Regions from separate parts of the Homo sapiens genome. Here region 1 is linked to region 2. Evidence: chromatin contacts called from ENCODE Hi-C or POLR2A ChIA-PET data. All regions are on one chromosome and are shown on one strand. Each heading gives the region's core, a stretch centred on a gene start or an enhancer-like site at or near the end of the contact. The rest is flanking DNA. Distances are from core to core; before and after follow the strand shown.

Region 1 (6,316 bases), core at 607-3,106, 3.8 Mb after region 2:
CAAGACCAGCTGTCCATTGCACACCCTAGGCAGGGCTGCCAGCGGATGAGCCCAGGTACCCAGAGCTCCAAGCAGTCAGCTCAGCCCTCAGAAGCCTCCTGGAGAAGAGGACTGCAGGAACTAACCCACTGTAGCAGCCATCTGGAAGAACCAGCCCAGTTCTCAAACAAGGGTGCACCAGGCAGAAGAGCCAGTCAGCATGTAGCCGTGAAGACTGGGAAGGGCAGAGGGAAGAGGCACGAAGCACCTAGATGACGCGATGAACTAAGGAAAACTTTTAAAGCACTCTAATTGCTGTTCTCAGAAATTCAGGAAACGTATACATTCATTAAAGAATCTTCTGGCAATACATCTTCTTAGACATTATAAGTGTGACCCACCAATTCCTGTCTTCAAAGTGATCATCAGTAAATGAACTGAAAGATAAAGTCAAGGAAATCTGTCAGAACGTAGGGTAAGAAGACAAGGAGAAAGAACTTCAGATTAAAGTGACTCACATATCTTGTTAGGATTAATGAAAAAATAAAACCATCTAACATTTTAAAACATGAAGAATAAAGAGAAAATCAGAAACATGAGACAGAAAACATCATCACCTACTAATAAGTAAGACTGGCATCTCATTAACGAAACTTACTGTGACTACATTGTTGAAATTCCAAAACCTAGAATTTGACAGTCTCACAATCACAGTGGGAGATTTTAGCACCTACTGTAACTTCATCACACCTATGTGGTTCAACTTTTATGAAACCAAGTTGTGAGTTGTTTTCAGGTTACCATGGGCCCCCAGATTGAAGGTGATGTAATCTGAGCGTGCTCAGGCGAACCAAATGGACAGCCACAGGAGGAACCTCAGGGCTGGGACTGAGAAATTGGGACTGAACTGAGAAGCAGACACTGCCTGGCAGGAGCCAGGATCCAATCAGAGGAAGCTCTGGTATCACCCCATGGCAGGATCCAGTAAGATCATGCCTCCTGGCACCACCTCATTGCAAGATCCAATCAGATCACACCTCATTACCCTATGCTTATAAAGCCTGACCCAAACCCCTGCTCGAGGAGACAGGTTTGAGAGTTTTCTCTTGCCTTCTTGCCCATTAAGCAGCTTTATTGCTGTTTTTCTTTTCTCAAAAGCTGGTGCCATGGCATTGGCCTCTATGTGAATTGGACACCAAGCCCATTGATCGCTTGGTAACAATACCATGTTCCTAGATGGGAGGACTTAATATTATTAGGATACCAATTCCCCCCAAATGAACACAAATATTAGATTTTTCTCCTTGACTCTTGACAGTGAAAGCTTGCGTATGAACAATTAAAGACTCCCACTGAGGATTCTGAATCTGAAACTCATACTGCAAAGAATCAGGGGATACTTTAGAATTCACTCTAGTTATGGTGATGGTGATGGTGGAGATGCCAGAGGAGGGGATGGAGGGGAAGTGGCGGGAGGTGCTGGTGTTATGGGGGTGGTGGTGGAGGAGCAGGTGGTGGAGGTGATGGTAGGATGGCAGCACCCAGCACCCAGAGTCTAGTGTAGACAATAGCAGCAGAATCAGAACAGCCTCTTGGCAGCAAGCGTCCAGGGCAATGTCTCCAGTGGCACCATTTGGCTTGTTTTTGGCTCTCTGGCATCCCTCTATCCTGGCCTTTTGTCCAAGGGTTGCTTCTAAACACTACAATCTCTTACTAAGACATCCGTTATCCTTCTAAGTCTCTTTGCTGCCTATGTTTAATAAAGTAAGTTTCTATTGCTTACAACCAAGAACTCTGGGACAATGAGTCTTCCAATCTTGAGTAAAGGAAGTATTTTGTAAGCAAGGCAGGAAACCAGAAATATTGTTTTAAAAGCAGAAGACTGACTAATTTAACCACAAAACTTGAAACAACTCAATAGGAAAAGTGAAAGCGCCAAGTTCTTAAGGGTCACAGCACAGAAGAAAGAGGAAGGCTGGTAAACATAGAATAAGATGCTCATTCTCACAAATCTTCAGATGGAAAAAATGAAATTCCATTTTTCCCTTTAGGTTAGCACAAAAATACATAAATGATACATAATATCCAAGGTGTGACTGGGTGGGAAAATGGGGTCTCTTACAAAGCACTGGACAATGCAAAGAGGTGACATTTTCAGCTGAATTGAAGGGTATCTCCCAGCATTCGAGGTGAGAGTTTTCTCTACTCAAAAATGTTATTTCTCAGTATTTATCTTAATAGAAATACTTGCACAAAAGCATGAAAATATTAATAGCTGACTTATTTATAGCAGCCCCAAAGTGTAGGCAATCTAAATAGTATCAACAGGGGATAATATTTACTTCCAAAATAACCAAAATATGGAACAAAACAAAATATGGAAAACTGAGGAGGAAGTAAAAAGTGTTTAATGGAACTATATTTACTGATCTAAAAGGCTCCTTGGTTTGGTTTATTCTTTTTTTTTTTTTTTTTGAGTTAGGATCTCACTCTGGTGCCCAGGCTGGAGTGCAGTGCCATGATCTCGGCTCACTATAAACTCTGCCTCCTGGGCTCAAGTGATCCTCTCACCTCAGCCTCCCCAGTAGCTGGGACCACAGGCATGTCCACCCAGCCAAGCTAATTTTTGTAGAGATGGGGTCTTGCTATGTTACCCAGGCTGGTCTCAAACTCCTGGGCTCAAGCGATCCTCCCACCTTGGCCTCCCAAAATTCTGGGATTACAGGTATGCACCACCTCGCCCGGCTGGTTTATTCCTTAGTGAAAAGGTGATTGCAAAGCACTCTATATGGTATGATTCAATTTCTCTTTTAAATTTGTTTGAATTGCAAGGAGGTGGGTACGTTCAAGTTAGACTTTATATACCTCTGTAACAAGCAATATTGTAAAACCAGCATGTTTTGCTTTTCCAGTTTCTAAGCAAAACTAAAAGTAAAAAGGAATTGGAGTCCATGGGATACACCTTTCATGGTAAATTAGTAGCAGTGTTTCTCGTTTGTCCTGAATCCTTGTGAACCTGCTGGGGGTCCTAGCTAGTCTTGGTGTAGGCTGGACCTTGGGCTGTGCCCTATGCCTTCCTGCTAGGGGAGTTGAAGAAGGACAGGAGGAGGCATGAAACATGCCTGGTTTCATCCCATGGCTTCAGGAAAATCACTCCAGAGCCTAGATCAAGTTAATAGGAGAAACACTGCAAAGAGTAATATAGCTACCTATATTACGGACAGATGAAAAGGTATTTATTTGACCCAGTAAGTACAATCTACCATGCCTGCGGCACATCCTGAAGGAATATTACTGGGGGCCTGACTGCATGACTGCTCTTTGATTTATGGAGCCAAAGTGAATGAAAGGCAGGGTCAATACAACTGCCTTTCGGCTCCACTTTCCATTCCATTTCATAGAGCAGGTGAAAAGATATGCCTGCCTATAACAGGACTGGGTGAAACTCAGGAACCTCCAATGGAACATTTGCATGTCTGTGTCAGTGGGCATTTCTGTCATCCAAGAGGGGACTTCCATCTGAGGTGGCTTTTGAGGCAGGAGCATAGCTCCGTCAGGAGGAGGCCTGAGCTAAATGCACATTGTCCATGCTGGGAGCTTTCTGGGCAGGGCTCAGGGGGACGGGTTGAGGGGGCTTGTCTAGGAGCTGGATTTCTGAAACGTGATACATGGCTCCTGTTTCCAGTGGATCAGCCTGCCTTTCAGAACCTACAGGAGACTGTACTTCCAAGAAACAAGTGCTTTCCTGAGGGACTAATCTGCCTGCCCCCCACTTGAGTGCTGACACCAAGGCTGAAGGCAAATCCCGGCTGGAAGACGAGGATGTAGTGGGCTTGGGTGTGAGACAGATTTGGTTTCAAACCATAACTTTGGGAAAGTCACTTCCCTGAACCTTGTTTTCTTCCTCTATAAAATGGGCACAATATTATCTTCTTCATGGAGCTGCTCTACAGATTCAGTGAAATAATGGATTTGTTTCCCAGGGCTGTTGTAAGACAGCACCACAAACTGGGTGGCTTAGACAACAGACGTTTATTGTAGCACAATTGTGGGGGCTGGAAGTTTGAGATTAAGGTGCTGGTAAGTTTTGTTCCTCCTGAGGGCTGTGAGAGAGAATATGTTCCAAGATTTTCTCTGAGTTTCTGGTGGTTGATTTCAATGTTTAGTATTCCTAGGCTTGTAGAAGCTTCACCTGGATCTCTGCCTTTATCTTCACATGTTATTTTCCTTCTATGTTTGTCTGTGTCCAAATTTCCCCTTTTTATAAGGACTCCAGTCATATTGGATTATCAGCCTACCTTAATGACCTGTAATGACCCTATTTCCAAATAACGTCCCATTCTGAGGTAGTTAGGGTTAGGACTTCAACATATGAGTGAGGGGAGGCACAGTTTAACCCAGAGCAAGTGGCACATGTAAAGTGACTGGTGTAACATAGCTCCTGAATGAATAGTAGCTCTCTTTGTCCACCAAGTCCCCCCTTGCCAGCATCTAGACGGAAAGAGGCAATGAAGGTGGAAGAGGGAAGCCACATATGTCTCAGTGGGTTCTTTAGGTTGGGAGTCACCCACCCCACACAGCTTCTGCCCAGTCTCTCCCACTCCAAGAGCCCATCCATCAGTTCGTTTGGCCAGCAGGCAGCAGCATTTCCCCAGAGCCCCAGGAGCTCTTGTCTGCTGTCGTTTGCTGATAAGCCAATGCTTGCTGACGCGTGTCCTGATTTCAGAGTGTGTCTGCCTCTCTCCTCATCCTGTGGCCATGCTATGGTAGCTGAGAGCAGGGATCTGCCACTCCATCGCTGTGCACCTTTGACCCAGCTGGGGTCTCACAGAGATAGTCTCTAGTGAAGGTTTGAAGGATGTAGAAAAGAAGGAACAGCAGCTTCAATAACAAGATTGTCATAAATTTGTTTAATATAATCGCTGCCTCAGCATCCATTTTTATGCCTGACATAAGCTGTTTGGAACTCAGTTGTACCCAGTCGCCTTTAGACTCAGAACTTCCTCTCCCCGTGTGGCTGTTCCTCATCCCACTGACCCAAAATCCAATACCTGACCATAATAACACCAAATGGTCATGCCAGAGTCAGGAAAATAAGTCCCCACTTCAAGAGTGTTTTCTTTAAACCAGTCAGTCCACAACCCCAAAGGAAAGCCTAAGGATAATGCCCATGAGTCTTAATAAAAGCAGAGTCCCACAAGTGTTCTCTCTTCCTCACCCACTGGGTAAGCTGCCTGCCACCTCCTGACTTCCTGTAGGCCTCTAGTGTGCAACCATCTGCTGTGAGGCCTGTGAGTGAAATGTTTTCCCTGTTTCATGCATTCTGGTTTCACTTCTTCACTGTGTCTAACCTGACACACACACCTGAACCTAATTTCCCCCATCAGAGCTCCACTAGAGAGTGGCTGTCTGGGCTCACGGCCACTCTCAAGAGACACCACAAGACCCAGTGGAAAGAAACTAGCAATACAAATCACAACAAAAGGGGGACCTGTTCAAATGCCTGCCTCCGCACCCCGCTCCCGCCCCACCCCCACCCTGCCCCCCAGCCATCTCGCTCTAGAAATCCCCCACCATGTGCAAAGAGATCCTGTCTCTCTGGGCATCAGCATAGAGGACCGCTGGCCAAGCCACCAAGCACTTGGCTCACATAATAAACCAAAACCTGTTAAAGCTCCGTGCTACTTGAAAAGGACAAAAAGACAAATGTATGTAGAACAGGGTCCAGGCTGACCTCAGTTCCCATGGGAGATAGCAACATGCCATCAGCAACTGTTCCCAAGCAAAGCAGCAGGCACTGGCCATAGGAGACAGCCTGGGCTCAGAAGGCTGTGGGGGAGGACCTGGCTCCTGCTCTGTCTACCTTTGTGTCTTGGGTTCCAAATATATTCTGTAGAAATTCCAGATATCACTCAATCTCAGAACCTCCATGTCTGAGTCTTAAAAACTGGGTTAAAGATGCCTCCTTTGATATAAGAATTAAGGAAAACATGACTGTAGATTTGTAAAGAGTAGGGTTTTCATGGAAATCTTTACTTTGCAGGGGCATACCTGCAACATGCTGGCCTCACAATACACACTAACGGAAGTTTCTACATTATCCTCAGAGGTTACCCCAGGACATTTTGCATCACTGAGCACTGTGAGAAATTTTCTTACCTTGTGTTTTATTCAGTGATGTTGTAAACTGAATGTTTGCGTCTCCCCCAAATTCCTATGTTGAAGCCCTAAAGCCCTAGCCTGCAGTGGTGATTGTATTTGGAGGAGACTTGGGGAGGTAATTAGGGTTAGATGAAGTCTGAGTGAAGGCCCTCACGATGGGATTAGAGCTTTAATA
Region 2 (5,561 bases), core at 2,823-5,322:
TTATTTTAGTCAAGATCATGGAGAAATGAAAAAGTGTTTTAAAATTACATGCAAAATAGTAGTGGATATATATTAGGTTAAATTATTAATACAATGAATCATGTTTCCTTTTACCACTAAAGAATATAAGATTACATTTATAGCATACATTATATTTCTATTGGACAGTGCTGCTCTGAATTTAAAAAGTTATCTACAAAATATAAGGTGTGACTTTGGATCCTGACTCAAACCAACCAGCTGTTTAAAATATTTAATACATGCCGGGCGCGGTGGCTCACGCCTGTAATCCCAGCACTTTGGGAGGCCGAGGCCGGCGGATCACGAGGTCAGGAGATCGAGACCATCCCTGCTAACATGATGAAACCCCGCCTCTACTAAAAATACAAAAAATTAGCCGGGCATGGTGGCGGCCGCCTGTAGTCCCAGCAACTCGGGAGGCTGAGGCAGGAGAATGGCATTAACCCGGGAGATGGAGTTTGCAGTGAGCTGAGATTGTGCCACTGCACTCCAGCCTGGGTGACAAGAGCAAGATTCCGTCTCGGAAAAAAAAAAAAATTTAATACAGAAACACTTAAACCCTGGATACTTGATATTTTGGAATGTATTTTTAGGCATGACAGCAGTATCATGGTTAGGTTTTAAAAGTTCTTAGAAATACTGCGGATTTATTTATTAATAAAGACCTTATTGGTCTGGGATTTGCTGTAAAATAAGCCAGGGCGGTCTTGGCTGAGCTCAGTTCTCCCTCTGCCCACCCTGTTGCCCTCCACAAGAACCGTAGCTCAGGGCAACTAAGACAGGGCAAGGGCCCTGGCAGGGGAGGGGTGTCCCGGTCCAACTTGGGACCCAGTTGGGACTGGGTCCCAAGTCCCAATTGTGTCCCTGGACACATGACTTCTCCCAACCTCCATTTTCTCATCTGAAACATGGGGCTAATAGCAAGCCCTTCTGGAGTAGTCCTGAGCATGTAATTAGAAAATGGAGTAAAACTTCTAGGACCTAGTAAGAGTCAACTAATGTGGTTCTCCCGAAGAGCAGAGAACCAGAGCTCAGTGGGGGAGAGGGAATTAGAGAAGTCACCTCCAAGGAAAGGGCCTGTCACATTTCTGCAGCCCCTGCAGGCATCTACCCCCACCGGGCTCTCATTTGCCTCCAGGCTTTCCAAGGTTCTGGCCACGTGGGAGAAGTAACTTTCTATTTACTCAGTCTTTTCCCTTAAATAAATTCCATTTTTTACCTGAATAAAGCTTTATAACGCTACCCTTAACAGAAAACTTGGCAGTTTACAAAAAAGTGGCCGGGCACGATGGCTCACGCCTGTAATCCCAGCACTTTGGGAGGCAGAGGCGTGAGAATCGCTTGAGCACAAAAGTTTGAAAATCAATCTGGGCAACATAAGGAGACCCCATCTCTACAAAAAATACAAAAATTTGCCGGGCGTGCTGGAGAGTGCCCGTGGTCCCAGATACTCGGCGGCTGAGGTGGGAGGATCCGTTGAGCACAGGAGGATCTCGGCAGCGAGCCGAGATCACACCATTGCACTCCAGCCTGGGCAACAAAGTGAGACCCTGTCTCAAAAAATAATACATATTTTTTTATAGAGACGGGGTAGGTCTCTGGGGCCCAAGCGATCCTCCCACACCTCGGCCTCCCTAAATGCTGGGATTACAGGCGTGAGCCACCTCGCCCGGCCGATAATGACTCTAATCTACAGAATGCACACCGGAATGTAATACCTACAAGGGAAAAGATCTTCTTGCTTAGGAATAAAGCAATCTCTCTCTTAATATTCATTAAAGTAGTAATGTCTTATTTTATAGTTTATAAATTCTGTGAGAGCAACGAGTCACTTTGCAGGAATAGCACTTAAGGTATCTTTCACCTACCTGGAGAACCCAAGAAATTTTCATCTTACTAGGAATTCAGAGACAACCACGTATTTAACTTTTAAAAATATAACTAAGTAGAAAGAATTATATGCGTGTATTTTTGGAAGAATTAAGATGACTTTTGGGACGGAACGACTGAAAACTACGCTTTCAGAACTCCCTGCCGCCTGAGGCTGTGGCCCTGACCCCGGCGCAGGGCCCGCCCCGCGCGGTTCCGGGAAGCCGCCGCCGCCGCCCGTTGCCCTTCGCGCGCAGCCGCCAGCGCGCGCCTCGCGTCCCGCCACGCAGATGGCCGGCCCGAGCCCCCAGCGCCCGCGAGCAGTTTCGAGAACTAAAGAGGCGCGTCAGCTCGTCCCCGGGCCGCCCGCGGGCAATGGCCGAGCTCGGCTCTCCTTCCACCCTCCGCCGGGACACACGCGGAGCCGAGCGGGGGTCCCAGGCGCCTAGGGGGAGGGGTTCCCGCGCCCGGGGCGGCCTTGGGGGGAGGGCGAGTCGGGTGCCTTGCTCCTCAAAACCCTGGTCCACGACTCTGCGGTTGGGGGAGCCGGGCAGCCGGCGCAGCAGGAGCCGGGCCCCGTCCACAAGTTTCCTACGAGCAGGGCGGAATCGACGAAAATACTTAATACAAACAAACAAAAGGAAAAAAAAAAGGACGACTAAGCTGAAGAGCGCGCACGAGTCAGATTTTCACCCCAAATACAAACACGATACCTCTAGGAGCAGGAGACCAATACAGGGACCGCGCTCCGAGGACACGCGGCGCAGCCGAGGAGGAAAAAGGGCCCGGGGCCGAGAGCTAAGGCTACGGGAACCGGGCGTGGGAGGAGGGCGGAGCCAACTCCCCACAAGGAAGTCTTGTGCAACTCTCAGGCGCCTGCAGCCACGTGAGCGCGCGGCTTTCATTTTACTCAGGTATTATTACTATTATTACTTCTTTTGAGACAAGGTCTCATTTCCGTCGCCCGGCTGGAATGCAGTGGCACAATCACTGTCACTGCAGCCTCGACCTCAGAGCAAGCGACCCTCCCGCCTCAGCCTCCCGAGTAGCTGGGACAACAGGCGCGCGCCACCACACGTGGCTAATTTTTTTTTCTTTACTTTTCAGTAGAGACAGTCTATGTTGCCCAGGCTTGTCGGGAACTCCTGGGCTCAAGAGATCCTCCCGGCTGGGCCTCCCACTGCGCCAGGCCTGTTCTCACTTTCAGAGCCCTCCGGCAGTCGCCAGCTCCCCGCCAGGGGGCCGGACTAACGCACCCGGCCGTCCGTGCCTTCCCCGCGCTTTCCTGACTCCAAAATCTCAGCCCGCGGTGCTCACCGCGTGGGACCACTGTCTGGGCGTGCGGCTCTCGACCTCCGACGCTGCGTCTCCCGATCCCAGTGGGTCCAGTTCTTGCCGGTCCCACGTACGGGCCCCTCGACCTCGAATCCCGTCACCCAAATCTCAGCGCCACGGCCCCTCATTATGTGCAGTCCTCGCTCGGTCCCAGGTTTGCGGCGCTTAAACTCAGATCGCTCTTCCCTGATCCCAAATCCCAGCCCCAGCCCAACGATCCCCACCCCAATAGGCCCAGTCCCCAGGTAGTCCGGGTACGGGGCCCTGGACTTCGGATAGTCTCCCTAATCTCAAATCCCACCCCCCGTCCCCACCCCCAGGGGGACCCGGTCCCCGCTAGGTCCCGGGTGTGCGGCCTTCGACCTCGGAGACTTCGGCCGCCCCTCACCTCGGCCTCCGAGTCTCTACACTCCCGCTCTCATATCAGGCACCCCGGTGGTCCCTTGGAGCACCTAGAGGAGGGTGGGACGCGGGGAACTTGGCAGTTGTAGCAGAGGCAGTTGAGGCTTGTTGACCATCACCATGGAAACCCCCGCCTGCGAGCACGGGGCGGAGCCTACGAGGGGCGGGGTCAGGCGCGCTGCCGGCCCCAATCCTCAGCGCCTGCCCGTCGAGCGCACGCGGCTTTGCCGGAAGCCCTCCTGCTCCCGGCGAGCCAGGCCCCGACTAGGCCCTACTGCCCGGCTCAGCCCTTTGCCCTGGACACCAGGAAACAGAAGCCCAAGGAGCCCGCGTCCCCACCCCCTGCTACCTGCCGGCGTGACAGCGATTCGGTGGCCCCCCGAACCCCACCTTGAGGAAGACGCGGCGCAGTCCTGCTTCCACGACGGAGCCGGAAGGACGCAAGGACCGCGGCAGGGCGGAGTTTCTGCGTCCGGCGTCCGGGGGCGGGGCCGCGACGGCGCATTGTGACGCGCCAGAGCTGAGCCGCCGGTTGGCCGGCTGGGCGCGGAGCAGAGCCGACACGGCTGGCGGGGGAGGCGGTGGAGGCGGACAAGCGAGGACGTTTCTGGAGAGGAGAAGGGAGGGGAGGGGAGGGGATAGGGGGAGGGGGAGGAGGAGGAGGGAGTGGAGCGGCGGGAAAGATCCCTCTGACTGCCCCTGAGGCCCTGGAGGAAGGACACTGGTGAGCCCCGCAGGACACTGAAATGTGCGCCGAAAGGACGCCTGATGGAAGACTAGGATGGGAAAAGGAAATGAGAGCCGATGGCAGGGCGTGGTGGCGCAAGCCTGTGGTCCCAGTAATTTGGGAGGCTAAGGCGGGAGAATCGCTTGAGCCCGGGAGGTCGAGGCTGCAGTGATCCGTGACTGCTCCATTGCGTCCAGCCTGGGCGACAGAGCGAGGCGCTGTCTCAAAAAATAAAATAAGGAAAGTAGTACACTGAAGGCCGGGCGCGGTGGCTCACGCCTGTAATCCCACCACTTTGGGAGGCCGAGGCGGACGGATCAGGCGGTCGGGAAATCGAGACCATCCTGGCCAACATAGTGAAACCCCTACTAAAATACAAAAAAATTAGCCAGGCGTGGTGGCGCGCGCTTGTAGTCCCAGCCACTCGGGTGGCTGAGGCAGGGGAATCGCTTGAACCCGGGAGGCGGAGCTTGCGTGAGCCGAGATCGCGCCACTGCACTCCAGCCTAGCGACAGAGCGAGACTACGTCTCAAAGAAAAAAAAAAAAAAAAGGTACACTGAGTACTCCGGAGACCGCCTAAAGGGGTCTCAGAGCAGGGCGTTAGGAGGGATTTGTCAGGTTGAAGTTGCTCAGGTGATAAATTCCGTGGTGTGAGAAGCCCCCAAACCTCAGAATGTAACTCAGACCCAGGTCGAGGGCAAGATTTTCAGTCACAGAGCACCTGAACACACAGATTTGGTGGCTAATGGCTAAGCCAGGGACAGATTTTCTTTCTTTTCTTTTTTTTTTTGATGTATTGTAGGGCTAATAATTGTAACCATTTTATTTTGGTGGATCTTCTTCATGAAGAGATGATGTCAAGGCACTCATCACAGGTTAAGCTGAACATTGTTACTATTGTTATTATTTCCAGACTGAGTATCGCCCTGTCATTCAGGCGGGAGTGCAGTGGTACAATCACGGCTCACTGCAGCCTCGACCTCCTGGGCTCAAGCGATCCTCCTGCCTCAACCTCCTGAGTAGCACCACCACTCTCGGCTAAATTTTGTATTTTTTGTAGAGGCGAGGTTTCGCTGTGTTGCCCGGGCTGGTCGGGAACTCCTGGACTCAAGCCATCCGCCCACCTACGCCTCCCAGAGTGTTGGGATTACTGGATTGAGCCACGCATCTGGCTGAACGTTATTTTTTAAATCACCAGAGAAAGTA

The links. A loop is a pair of places that touch in the nucleus more often than their neighbours do. ChIA-PET counts read pairs that join two places held with the same protein, here RNA polymerase II (POLR2A).
Region 1: a loop to region 2 is called in a map of CD8-positive, alpha-beta T cell, with 24 times the contacts of the local background. The contact joins the enhancer-like site here to the promoter of HNRNPF in region 2. A Hi-C loop is called at or near these places in 1 of 168 maps with a recorded cell type or tissue (CD8-positive, alpha-beta T cell). POLR2A ChIA-PET finds 5 or more read pairs at or near these places in 1 of 52 experiments (activated naive CD4-positive, alpha-beta T cell).

What each region holds. Positions count from the first base shown.
Region 1 is chr10:47,256,060-47,262,375 of GRCh38, forward strand. No RefSeq gene overlaps it. Among named protein-coding and RNA genes, the nearest start is that of GDF10, 41 kb to the right of the region's middle. RefSeq lists a silencer at 5,476-5,525. Within about 2 kb of position 1,857, at least 4 of the 41 ENCODE cell types and tissues checked have a DNase peak (open chromatin) inside an H3K27ac peak, as active enhancers do; they include CD8-positive, alpha-beta T cell, where a contact is called at or near this core.
Region 2 is chr10:43,405,114-43,410,674 of GRCh38, forward strand. It overlaps HNRNPF (heterogeneous nuclear ribonucleoprotein F), which reads right to left and starts at 4,073. Exons shown (of 4, transcript NM_001098204.2): 1 at 4,018-4,073. RefSeq lists silencers at 2,043-2,412, 3,693-3,812, 4,263-4,492 and enhancers at 2,583-2,642, 2,783-2,832, 2,800-3,403, 2,843-3,182, 3,913-3,972.